2 separate regions of the Homo sapiens genome follow, and region 1 is linked to region 2. A link is an interaction called in ENCODE POLR2A ChIA-PET data of the cell type or tissue named here. Cell type or tissue: HepG2. All regions are shown on one strand. Links, peaks and the distances in the headings refer to the core of each region. The heading gives the core; the rest is flanking DNA.

What was found. ChIA-PET counts read pairs that join two places held together with the same protein. Peaks named below come from ENCODE experiments on the same cell type or tissue, not always from the same donor. Only the 100,000 strongest peaks of a DNase experiment are listed, where the experiment ranks them.
Region 1: POLR2A ChIA-PET joins it to region 2 with 31 read pairs; 6 of 35 experiments call an interaction of 5 or more read pairs at or near these places.

Annotation. Positions count from the first base shown.
Region 1 is chr9:6,662,407-6,667,786 of GRCh38, forward strand. It overlaps the pseudogene RPS3AP54. Among named protein-coding and RNA genes, the nearest start is that of GLDC, 19 kb to the left of the region's middle. RefSeq lists an enhancer at 2,624-2,768 and a cis regulatory region at 2,690-2,703. In HepG2, for the core only: no CTCF peak of the experiment used is centred there; DNase peaks (open chromatin) are centred at 2,365 and 2,655; H3K4me3 peaks cover 268 bases.
Region 2 is chr9:6,587,950-6,593,329 of GRCh38, forward strand. It overlaps GLDC (glycine decarboxylase), which reads right to left. Exons shown (of 25, transcript NM_000170.3): 10 at 4,902-5,041; 11 at 4,194-4,274; 12 at 1,246-1,343; 13 at 669-753; 14 at 452-493. Among named protein-coding and RNA genes, the nearest start is that of GLDC, 55 kb to the right of the region's middle. RefSeq lists an enhancer at 2,860-3,154. In HepG2, for the core only: no CTCF peak of the experiment used is centred there; DNase peaks (open chromatin) are centred at 2,992 and 4,462.

The DNA.
Region 1 (5,380 bases), core at 145-5,144, 74 kb after region 2:
CTCTTCGAGCAGCGACTTGGTGGTTGGCAAGAACAAGCTCCTTATGAAAGGCAGCAAAAAGGGAGCCAAGAAGAAGGTATTCGATCCATCTTCTAAGAAAGACTGGTATGATGTGGAAGCACCTGCTATGTTCAGTGTAAGAAATATTGGGAAATACTAGTCAGCAGGACTCCAGAAATGAAAATTTGTCTCTGTTTGCTCAAGGGTCATTTGTTTGAAGTGAACCTTGCTGAATGATGAAGTTGCATTTAGAAAAGTCAAGCTTATTATCGAGGATGTTCAGAGCAAAAACGCCTAACTTGCATGGCATGGATCTTAGCAGTGACAAAATGTGTTCCATGGTGAAAAAAGGGCAATGATTGCAGCTCATGTTAATGTCAAGACTGCCAATGTCTTGCTTACCAAGACTACTACTGCTTGCTTTGCCTATTCTGTGTTGGTAAAAAACAACAGTCGGCCAGGCGCTGTGGCTCACACCTGTAATCCCAGCACTTTGTGAGGCTGAGACAGGCGGATCACCTGAGGTCAGGAGTTCGAGACCAGCCTGGCTAACATGGTGAAACCCTGTCTCTACTAAAAAAAAAAAAAAAAAAAAATTAGCTGGGTGTGCTGGCACATACCAGTTATCCCACCTACTTGGGAGGCTGAGGCAGGAGAATTGCTTGAACGCAGGAGGCAGAGGTTGCAGTGAGCCAAGGTTGCACCACTGCACTCCAACCTGGGCAAGAGAGCAAGACTCCGTCTCAAAAAAAAAAAAAAAACCAGTCAGATACAGAAAACCTCTTACACACATACCAACAAGTATGCCAAGGAGATGACTGAAAACATGACCTGAGAGGTGCAGAAAAGTGACTTGAAAAGGTGGTCAATAAATTGATTCCAGATAGCATTGGAAAAGACAAAGAAAAGGCTTACCAGTCTATTTATCCTCTGCCTGATGTCCTGATTAGAAAAGTGAAAATGCATGCGGGGCGCAGTGGCTCACACCTGTAATCCCAGCACTTTGGGAGGCTGAGACGGGCGGATTACCAGGTCAGGATTTTGAGACCAGCCTGACCAACATGGTGAAACCCCATCTCTACTAAAAATAGAAAAATTAGCTAGGTGTGATGGCACGCCTGTAATCCCAGCTACGCAGGAGGCTGAAGCAGGAGAATCGCTTGAACCCGGGAGGCGGACATTGCAGTGAGCTGAGATAGCACCAGTGCACTCCAGCCTGGGCGACAGGGCAAGACTCCATCTCAAAAGAAAAGCGGCCCAAGTTTGAATTGGGAAAATTCATTGAGCTTCATGGTCAAGGCAGTAGTTCTGGAAAAGCTCCTGGGGACAAGACAGGTGCTAAAGTTGAATGAGCTGATAGATATGAACCACCAATTCAAGTATCTGTTTAAAATTCAGACTTTTAATAGTGACAAAAAGTCCTATTTGTAAACAAACAAACAAACAAACAAAAACCAGTTACTTGGCCTGGCACGGTGGCTCACGCCTGTAATCCCAGCACTTTGGGAGGCCAAGGCAGGCAGATCACCTGAGGTCAGGAGTTCAAGACCAGCTTGGCCAAGATGGTGAAACCTCGTCTCTACTAAAAATACAAAAATTAGCCAGGCGTGGTGGCAAGCGTCTGTAGTCCCAGCTACTCAGGAGGCTGAGACAGGAGAATGCTTGAACCTGGGAGGCGGAGGTTGCAGTGAGCCAAGATAGTGCCACTGCCCTCCAGCCTGGGCAACAGAGTGAGACTCCGTCTAAAACAAAACAAAACAAAAAACAGTTACTTGATATTAGTAAAATGCAATGAAGACCCTTACTGCTACTTACAGGTGAATGATCAAAGGTCATTCCTGAGATGTGAGTCTAACAAATGGGAGGGTTTTGGCCACCATAATGGAAACAGGGCTGTCCGTGAAGAGTGGGTCCAGGGTGTAGGAAGCTGACTAGCTCCAGAAAGGTGAGCTTGGGGGTTGGTGGGAGCATCGAAGGGGAAGGACAGAGCAGGCCAGTTGCTCCTGTGTGGTGGAGGTCAGAGGTCAGGTTGAGGGATCTGAGCTCCAGAGCTATCTCCAGGGGTTGGGTGAGGGGAAGTGAGTTAGCATACAGTGTTCAAGCAGGCTGTTTGGGAAAGGATTCAACCACACAGATCCAACCAAACCTTGAGGGTCACCTATACTTGAGCGAGAGCAAAGCTCCTTAAGGAAGCAAAGAAGTCTTGAGAGAGAGGAGGCAGGGCAGCATAGAGTCCTGGAGACCAAAGAGGAGAAAATGTCATAAATGGGGTGGGGACACTGTGACCAGACAACCCGGTGAGGTCAGAGGGAAGGGAAACAGGAAAAGACTGCATGGAATGTGTGCGCAGGAGATCCCTGTGACCTCTGAGGTAACAATTAACCCCAGGTCAGCCCATTTGTGCAAGGCTACAGAGTGAATGACAAGGAAGGAATGCACCCGATTCCAATCACTGCTTATGATGGCCAGTGATTAAAGATGGGAGGAAATCCCACAGTGGCTCAAGGGAACAGGAACAAGTTTTCAGAATGGTCAGACTTTGCCCCCCTTGTGGCATTGGGCAAAACACTTAAGTGGGTCACCTCACTGAGGCCTTTCCCTTCCACATGGAGTTTCCTGGCTTTGCTGGCCATGGTGGTGTAATCCAGCACTGCCTGGACAGAGCTTTACACCAACAGGTATCAGAGTCAATTCCAAAGTTCACTCAGTGACCAGCTTGTGAAAAGAGCAAATAAACCATGGGTGTTTTATCTCAAATGCCATTATCTCTGCAAAAATGACCTCTGGAATAGCACATAGAACATCCTCTATGCATTTTAGAAAGTGAGTGCATTGGATATAAAGACACTGCAATGGCCAGGCACAGTGGCTGACACCTGTAATCCCACCACTTTAGGAGGCCGAGGTGGGTAGATCACCTGAGGTCAGGAGTTCGAGACCAGCCTGGCCAATATGGTGAAACCCCTGTCTCTACAAAAATACAAAAAATTAGCTGGGCATGATGGCGGGTGTCCTTAATCTCAGCTACTCAGGAGGCTGAGATGGGAGAATTGCTCGAAACCGGGAGGCAGAGGTTGCAGTGAGCCAAGATCGTGCCATTGCATTCCAGCCTGGGCGACACAGCAAGACTCCATCTCAAAAAAAAAAAAAAGATACTGCAAGAAGACGAACAACTCATCCATACATTTGAAAATATTGAAGCCCAGACACATACAGCCTTCACAAAAAATGAAGAGGAAAAAAAGCCAAGTAGAGTCAAGATGAAACATATGCATGGGAGAAAAGAAGTAATTTTCCTTTACTCATCTTAGGGTCTCCAGCTGAGTCCCTGTAAACTAGTCTGGCAAAAGACAGATTAGCATGAGTAAAGCAAACAGAAGTTCACTAACTTGTGCATCTTGCATGTATACGTGGAAACACCCATATGAGTAACCCCAAGGGCTGGTTAGAACTGGGACTGATATAACATCTCAGACTAAACAGAAGAAAAGGAGTTTTGGGTTTCTGGGAATGGGGAGGCAAGTAGTGGGGAGATGACCAGAGAAAGTATAGTAAACAATGCTTGTTTAGTAAGATTTGTTCTGCAGATTTGAGTCAGTGCCTTTCCAATGGACAAGATTTGTTAAGAGTCTTCCTCTGGCTGGGTGCGGTGGCTGACGCCTGTAATCCCAGCACTTTGGGAGGCTGAGGCGGGCAGATCACGAGGTCAGGAGATCGAGACCATCCTGGCTAACACAGTGAAACCCCGTCTCTACTAAAATACAAAAAATTAGCCGGGTGTGGTGGCGGGCGCCTGTAGTCCCAGCTACTCGGGAGCCTGAGACAGAAAAATGGCGTGAACCTGGGAGGTGGAGCTTGCAGTGAGCCGAGATCGCGCCACTGCACTCCAGCCTGGGTGACAGAGCAAGGCTCTGTCTCAAAAAAAAGAAAAGCAGCAGCTCCCAAGAAGAGGAACAGACTCAGTCAGTTTCCAAAGGTCACTCTTTCATGCCGGGTGCAGTGGCTCACGCCTGTAATCCTAGCATTTTGGGAGGCTGACACAGGCAGATCACCTGAGGTCAGGAGTTCGATACCAGCCTGGCCAACATGGTGAAACCCTGTCTCTACTAAAAATACAAAAATCAGCTGGGCGTCGTGGCACGCACCTGTCGTCCCAGCTACTCGGGAGGCTGGGGCAGGAAAATCGCTTGAACCTGGGAGGCAGAGGTTGCAGTGAGCCTAGATCATGCCATTGCAGTCCAGCCTGGGCAACAAGAGCAAAACTCCATCTCAAAAAAAATAATAATATTTGTAAGCCAGGCCCAGTGGCTCAAGCCTGTAATCCCAACACTTTGGGGAGGCCATAGCAGGCAGATAGGTTGAGCCCAGGAGTTTAAGACCAGTCTGGGCAACATGGCAAAACCCTGTCTCTATTAAAAAAAGAAAGAAAGAAAGAAAAAAAAAGCAGTTGTGACTAGATAGCCTTTTCTCAAAGGTGGTTGCCCAGCCTCCTGAGTAGCTGGGACTATAGGTGCTTGGCACCATGATGGCTATTTTTATTTTATTTTATTTTTATTATTATTATTGAAATGGAGTCTTGCTCTGTCGCCCAGGCTGGAGTGCTGTGGCGCAGTCTCGGCTCACTGCAACCTCCACCTCCAGGGTTCAAGTGATTCTCCTGCCTCAGCCTCCGGAGTAGGTGGGATTACAGGCGCCTGCCACCGCACCCGGCTACTTTTTCTATTTTTAGTAGAGATGGGGTTTCACCATGTTGGCCTCGGCCTCCCAAAGTGCTGAGATTACAGGCATGAGCCACTGCGCCCAGCCTTATTATTATATTATAATTATATAAATATTATATTTTAATTATATTAATGTTATATTAATATTACATTGTATTTATATATAATATAAATATTATATTTAACAATATAAAATATACATTAGGTATTTTATTATTTTATTATAAAATAAAAAATAGCCGGCATGGTGGCAGGCACCTGTAGTCCCAGCTACTCAGGAGCCTGAGGCAAGAGGATTGCTTGAGCCCAAAAGTTGGAGGCTGCAATGAGCTACAAGCACATGTCACTGCACTGCAGCATGGGTGAGAGTGAGACCTGTCTGTAACAACAAAAAAAAGTTTTATAGCTCCCCTCTATATGAGACGGGGGTTTGTGGACTGGAGTTTTGTTAATTTATTTACCTACCCTTTATTTTAACATATATAAAAGTGCTTAGAACAGTGAATGCCTAGTGCATGTAAATACTATCAACTCTTATTATTATTCCCCTCTTCTACCTAGTAGAATTCTTTTAGTTTCGCCCTTGGCAATCGCGTTCCCAAACAGTATCCCTCAATTGCTGTTCCAACTGAGGCACTCAGAAGGATAGCTTGTTTTTG
Region 2 (5,380 bases), core at 327-5,326:
CTTGCCAACCACAACAGCGAGTTGCACAAATCTTCTGTTGACTTGAATCCCTATCTTTCTGATACAGGAATGATTTCTAGAAAGACGGCTTAAGGTTCGTAATTCTACCTGAGATTTAGAACTATAAACAATTTTTTTTAAAAAAGCTTTTAATATGACAGGTTTAAAAGGGGGTGGGGGTGGGGGAGGGATAGGATAGAAAGGCATAAATACCATATACATTTAATTAATTTTATTAAAAAATAATAAGTTTACCCATACATTTAAATGATGAAGTCGTGAGAAATACAGGGTTACTCCCAAGATTGGTGAATAGCAAGGTAAAGAATTATTAAAATAGTTCTTCAATCACAGAATCACAGTCCCAGTAGATTTCACTAGTTCTGGGCTTAGGTGGAAGCTAGAACACTGCCCCTTGCTGAGTATCCACTTACAGAAGTGAGCTACTTACTGCGAGTTCAGACGAACTGTTCAGTTTCATGGTGCAGGATCCCTTTAAGAAGAACATCCAAAATGTATCACATTAGTGATTTTCTATAGTCCATCAATCAACCCTCCATTCTCCCAGCATGGCCACCCCTTTGTTGCTCTTGGAGCATATTAGGTAGGACCAAGAGACGTGGGATTGGGGTAGCTTGGAAATGAGAAAAAAGGCCACAAATAACTACCAGTGGAATCATGCTGTGAACAAGGGAAATGTCTTTATTTTCCAGTTTCTTCATGTACCGGACAATGTTTGTTTCAGAGTGGTAGCTGTGAACACAAAACACAGAATTAGGGGCCCCAAAAGTAGATATGAGTCCATGCACATCCTCCTGACATATAAGACACACCGAAATCTACTTTCAAAATGCAGATCAATTTTGGCCACGGACAATATGTCAACTACACTCAGAGAGAAGGGCACAGACCCCCACAAACCTCAGAGGATGTCTTGGACAAGAAGCTGACTGTGGGTATGAGTTGAAGGTTGGGAAGAAGAGGATATAGGGCTCTTGGGAGTGAACTTCAGCCTGGCAATTATTCATCCCTGCTTCCTGACTGCCAAGGGAGCAGAGCCACCAGGAAACAAAGTGTGCTTTTCCCAAGTCAGGAACGGGATCGTTATGAGGATGAAATACTTGGGAGCCACGGCTGAGCCAGAATAACCAGGCCACAGCAGGCGAAATCAGCAGCAGCACTCTGCCTAACTCCCTAGCTGATTACCAAAGCACAAAACGCAGAAGTCACACAAGACACACAAACCTGTTGAACACTTGATGGGTGAGGAACGGGCTGGTCCTCTTGAACACAGACCCTGGAATACCTCTGCACTCCTCTCCCATGCTTTCAGCAACCAGTTCCTGAAGGAGAAACACAGAGATGATAGGGCCAGAACTGTGCCTGGAGCCACATGTGGACATCCAGGCTTCTGGGTGGCTGGGCCACAAAGCACTCAAAATGGATCAAATATATAATTTTACTTATTTATTTATTTATTTATTTATTTAATATTTTTGGAGGCAGGGTCTTTCTCTAGCACCCAGGCTAGAGTGCAGTGGCACGATCTCAACTCACTGTAGCCTTGGCCCTACTGGGCTCAATCCTCCTACCTCAGTCTCCTGAGTAGCTGGGGCTACAGGTGCATGCCACCACACCTGGCTGATTTTTGTATTTTTCTAGAGACGATGTTTCACCATGCCGCCCAGGCTGGTCACAAACTCCTGGGCTCAAGCAATCTGCCTGCCTTGGCTTCCCAAAGTGCTGGGATTACAGTCATGGGCCACTGAGCCTGGCCAAAGATGTAAATTTAAAAGCTAAAACTACTAAAACTTAGAAGAAAATAGGCCAGGCGCGGTGGCTCACACCTGTAATCCCAGCACTTTGGGAGGCCGAGGTGGGTGGATCACAAGGTCAGGAGATCGAGGCCATCCTGGCTCACATGGTGAAACCCCGTCTCTACTAAAAAATACAAAATTAGCCGGTCGTGTTGGCGGGTGCCTGTAGTCGCAGCTACTCGGGAGGCTGAGGCAGGAGAATGGCGTGAACCTGGGAGGTGGAGTTTGCAGTGAGCTGAGATCATGCCACTGCACGCCACCCTGGGCGACAGAGCAAGACTCCATCTTAAAAAAAAAAAAGAAAATATAGGGGCTAATCTGCATAACCTTGGATCTGGCAATGGTTTCTTAAATGTGACACCAAAGGAATAAACAATAAACATATATAAAAATTAGATAAATTAAATTTCTATAAAATTTGAAATGTGTGTGCATCAAAGAACATTATCAAGAAAGTTAAGAGACTGACTACCCACAGAATGGAAGAAAATATATGTAAGTCATATATCTGATAAGGATTTAATATCCAGAATATATAATCAATACATGGCTTGATCCTCATTCCTTGCCAGGCTAATAATATGACTAATACAGATTTAATACTTGTCCCCTCCAGATCTCAGGGTGAAATGTGATCCCCAGTGTTGAAGATGGGCTTGGCGCTGTCTTCACAGTAATGAGTGAGTTCTCACTCTACTAGTTCCCATGAGAACTGATGAGAAGTGATTGTTAAAAAGAGCCTGGCACCTCCCTCCTCTCTCTCTCTTCCTTTTTCTTTTGCCATGTGATGCCTGCTCCTCTTCCCCTTCCTTCATGAGAGGAAGTTTCCTGAAACCCTCACCAGAAGCAAACGCTTCTTGCACAGCACAGCCTGCAGAAACATGAGCCAAATAAAGCTATTTTATTTATAAATTATTTAGCCTCAGGTACTCCAATGCAAATGAACTAAAATAATGGCCCTCTTGACCCCTTAGTGATGCTCCAGAAACATTTCTCAAATGCATGAACCAAATATCTGTGATTAAATTTAGTGCAGAGTTCTACAGAGAAGGAGCTAACTCAGTCCTGTTTAATTGAGGTTTAAAAGAGAACACTGTGATGCTTCTTTGATCATTTATGAATGTTATCTGGTATAACCCTTTGAAGTCCTCTCTCAAAGAGGGCACAGATAAGCAAGACAGCACCACTCAGCACTCTGGAAGGTATTTCTACTTCCTTTCATCTATCCATTTAACAAATATTTACTTAGTGATTAATACACACCAGGCAGTGTAGGCTGTTGTGATTAACACCTTGCCACAGGTCTAGGTAGCTACTGTCGGCTCTCTTTCACTCTCATCCCATGGAATGGTAACTTTTCTCTTGCTTTCCCCCACTACTTCATTATTTTAGAAAGCAACTCATTACACTGAACTGCTTATAGCTTTCATGTACTCCCTCTCCCAGCCTTTGTGACTGCTTTCTCCAGTGTCTAGAACACTCGGACCCATCTTCCTTTCCCTCTTGTGCCATCTTGGTCTAGATAACTCCTGCTTATCTTCTTGGTAAGGAGCTCATCCTGTGAGCTCCCAGAACATCTTCACACATCAGTCACCTGGATTCTAATCTTAAGCTTGTTTATCTGAATCCCTAATAAACTGTAAGCACCAGGAGGACAAGAAGCATGTCTAATTCACCACTGTGTCTTCAGGGCCTAGCATAGCACCTGACACATATTGGGTCCTCAATAAATATGTATTAAATGAATATCATAATTTTCCAATGAATGACATAACCAAGATACAAATGTCTTGCATCTTTGTAGTAGAGGCAGTTTCTTTCTTTTTTCTTTTTTTGAGATGGAGTTTTGCTCTTGCTGCCCAGGCTAGAGTGCAATGGCGCAATCTCAGCTCACTGCAACCGCCGCCTCCTGGGTTGAAGCAATTCTCCCACCTCAGCCTCCTGAGTAACTGGGATTACAGGTATGTGCCACCATGCCTGGCTAATTTTGTATTTTTAGTGGAGACGGGGTTTCTCCATGTTGGTCAGGCTGGTCTTGAACTCCTGACCTCAGGTGATCTGCCCCCCCGCCCCCCTGACCTCCCAAAGTGCTGGGATTACAGGCATGAGCCACCATCCCCAGCCTAGAGGCACTTTCAATGAAACACCATTAACAATCTTTCCAACTAGCCTGGGTGCATAATACTGGCTGGAGCCCTACAGCAGTGACCTCCAGCTGTCAGCAGTGACTAGCAAGGGATAGTCAGTGGAATAATTTTAACAACAAGCTACCAGTGTCACACTTGGGCCCCTTCTCCCTCACACTCAGGGGATAAGCTACTTTTGCTACCACCTCCAATAGTTATGATGAGGAACGCATGTTTTTATTTTACTTACTGCAGATGACTCACAACCAAAGATCCACAACAAATCGTCCAGATCTTTTTCATTGACTGTTTCATCAAGAGAAATACCAAGCTACAGAAACACAAACAAAATGGAAAACATCAACTCTAAACTCCACATCACTGGAGGAATCCCAAGAGAGGTCAAAGGGGAGACAGTGCTAAACAAAATCCCATCATTCCAAAATATCAGGGTACAATTATCTCCACGCTAAGGCTTAGAGGAAGGTGGCTAGACCAGTCCCAGGTTTCACAAGGCTTCGAGTTTTGCCAGCCACCTCTGAACTCTAACATTCCATGGCTGCAGGACACTCCTTTTGAAGCTAGACATGCTTATCTTTTTCTTCCCTTAACCCACTTATCAGATATTGAGGAGATTTTCTTCCCTTAACCTGTATATCAGTTATCAGAGCCTTTATCTTAAAGTCAGTCATACTGTGAAGAGAGGAGTATTATGAACAAAATATGTGCATTTCAGTCCCACATATGAAAACACTAAGTCTAAAAGAAAGCAAAGGGTGAATGATCCTTTACTGAAAAGACCACAGTGTTGCATAATGTAAATAACACTTGTTTATGAAAAAATAGGACTGTGCCTAAAGTTTTCCTTTTTATTTTTTAAAAACAAAGAGAAAACCTTTTAATGAGAAACAATGTGAAAATTTGAAAAACTGGTAAAAATACTGAAAATTTGACTTACTGTGCCATCCTCAAAAAGCCGAAAATTGATCTGCCGCTGAGCGGCCCTGCCCAAGACCTCCTTCACTGAGCAGCCACACTGAATCTTCAAGGTATCAAAGAACAGGTCATGCTGGAGTTGATGCCCTGCTCGCTTGAGACCTACACAAGATAGGAGATCCCCCAAACTCTCATATAGAAACCTGCTCCTCAGCCATTGACATGTCACAGAATAATAAAGAGATAAATTCTACTAGACTCTTGTTGGTCCTGGGGAGTGCTTTGGTGATTGCTTTTTAAAAAACTAAACATGTTTATTATCATGCTGTAGAAAATTATGAAATACATATAAAAGAGTAAGGAAAATCAACATACAATTGCATTACTGCGTGTATTTTGGTGTATTATTTCTCAAGAAATGGGGGAGCAGGTAGTATCAGATATATATATATATATATAAAATTATACCTTTTTTTTTTTGAGAGATACAGTCTCACTCTG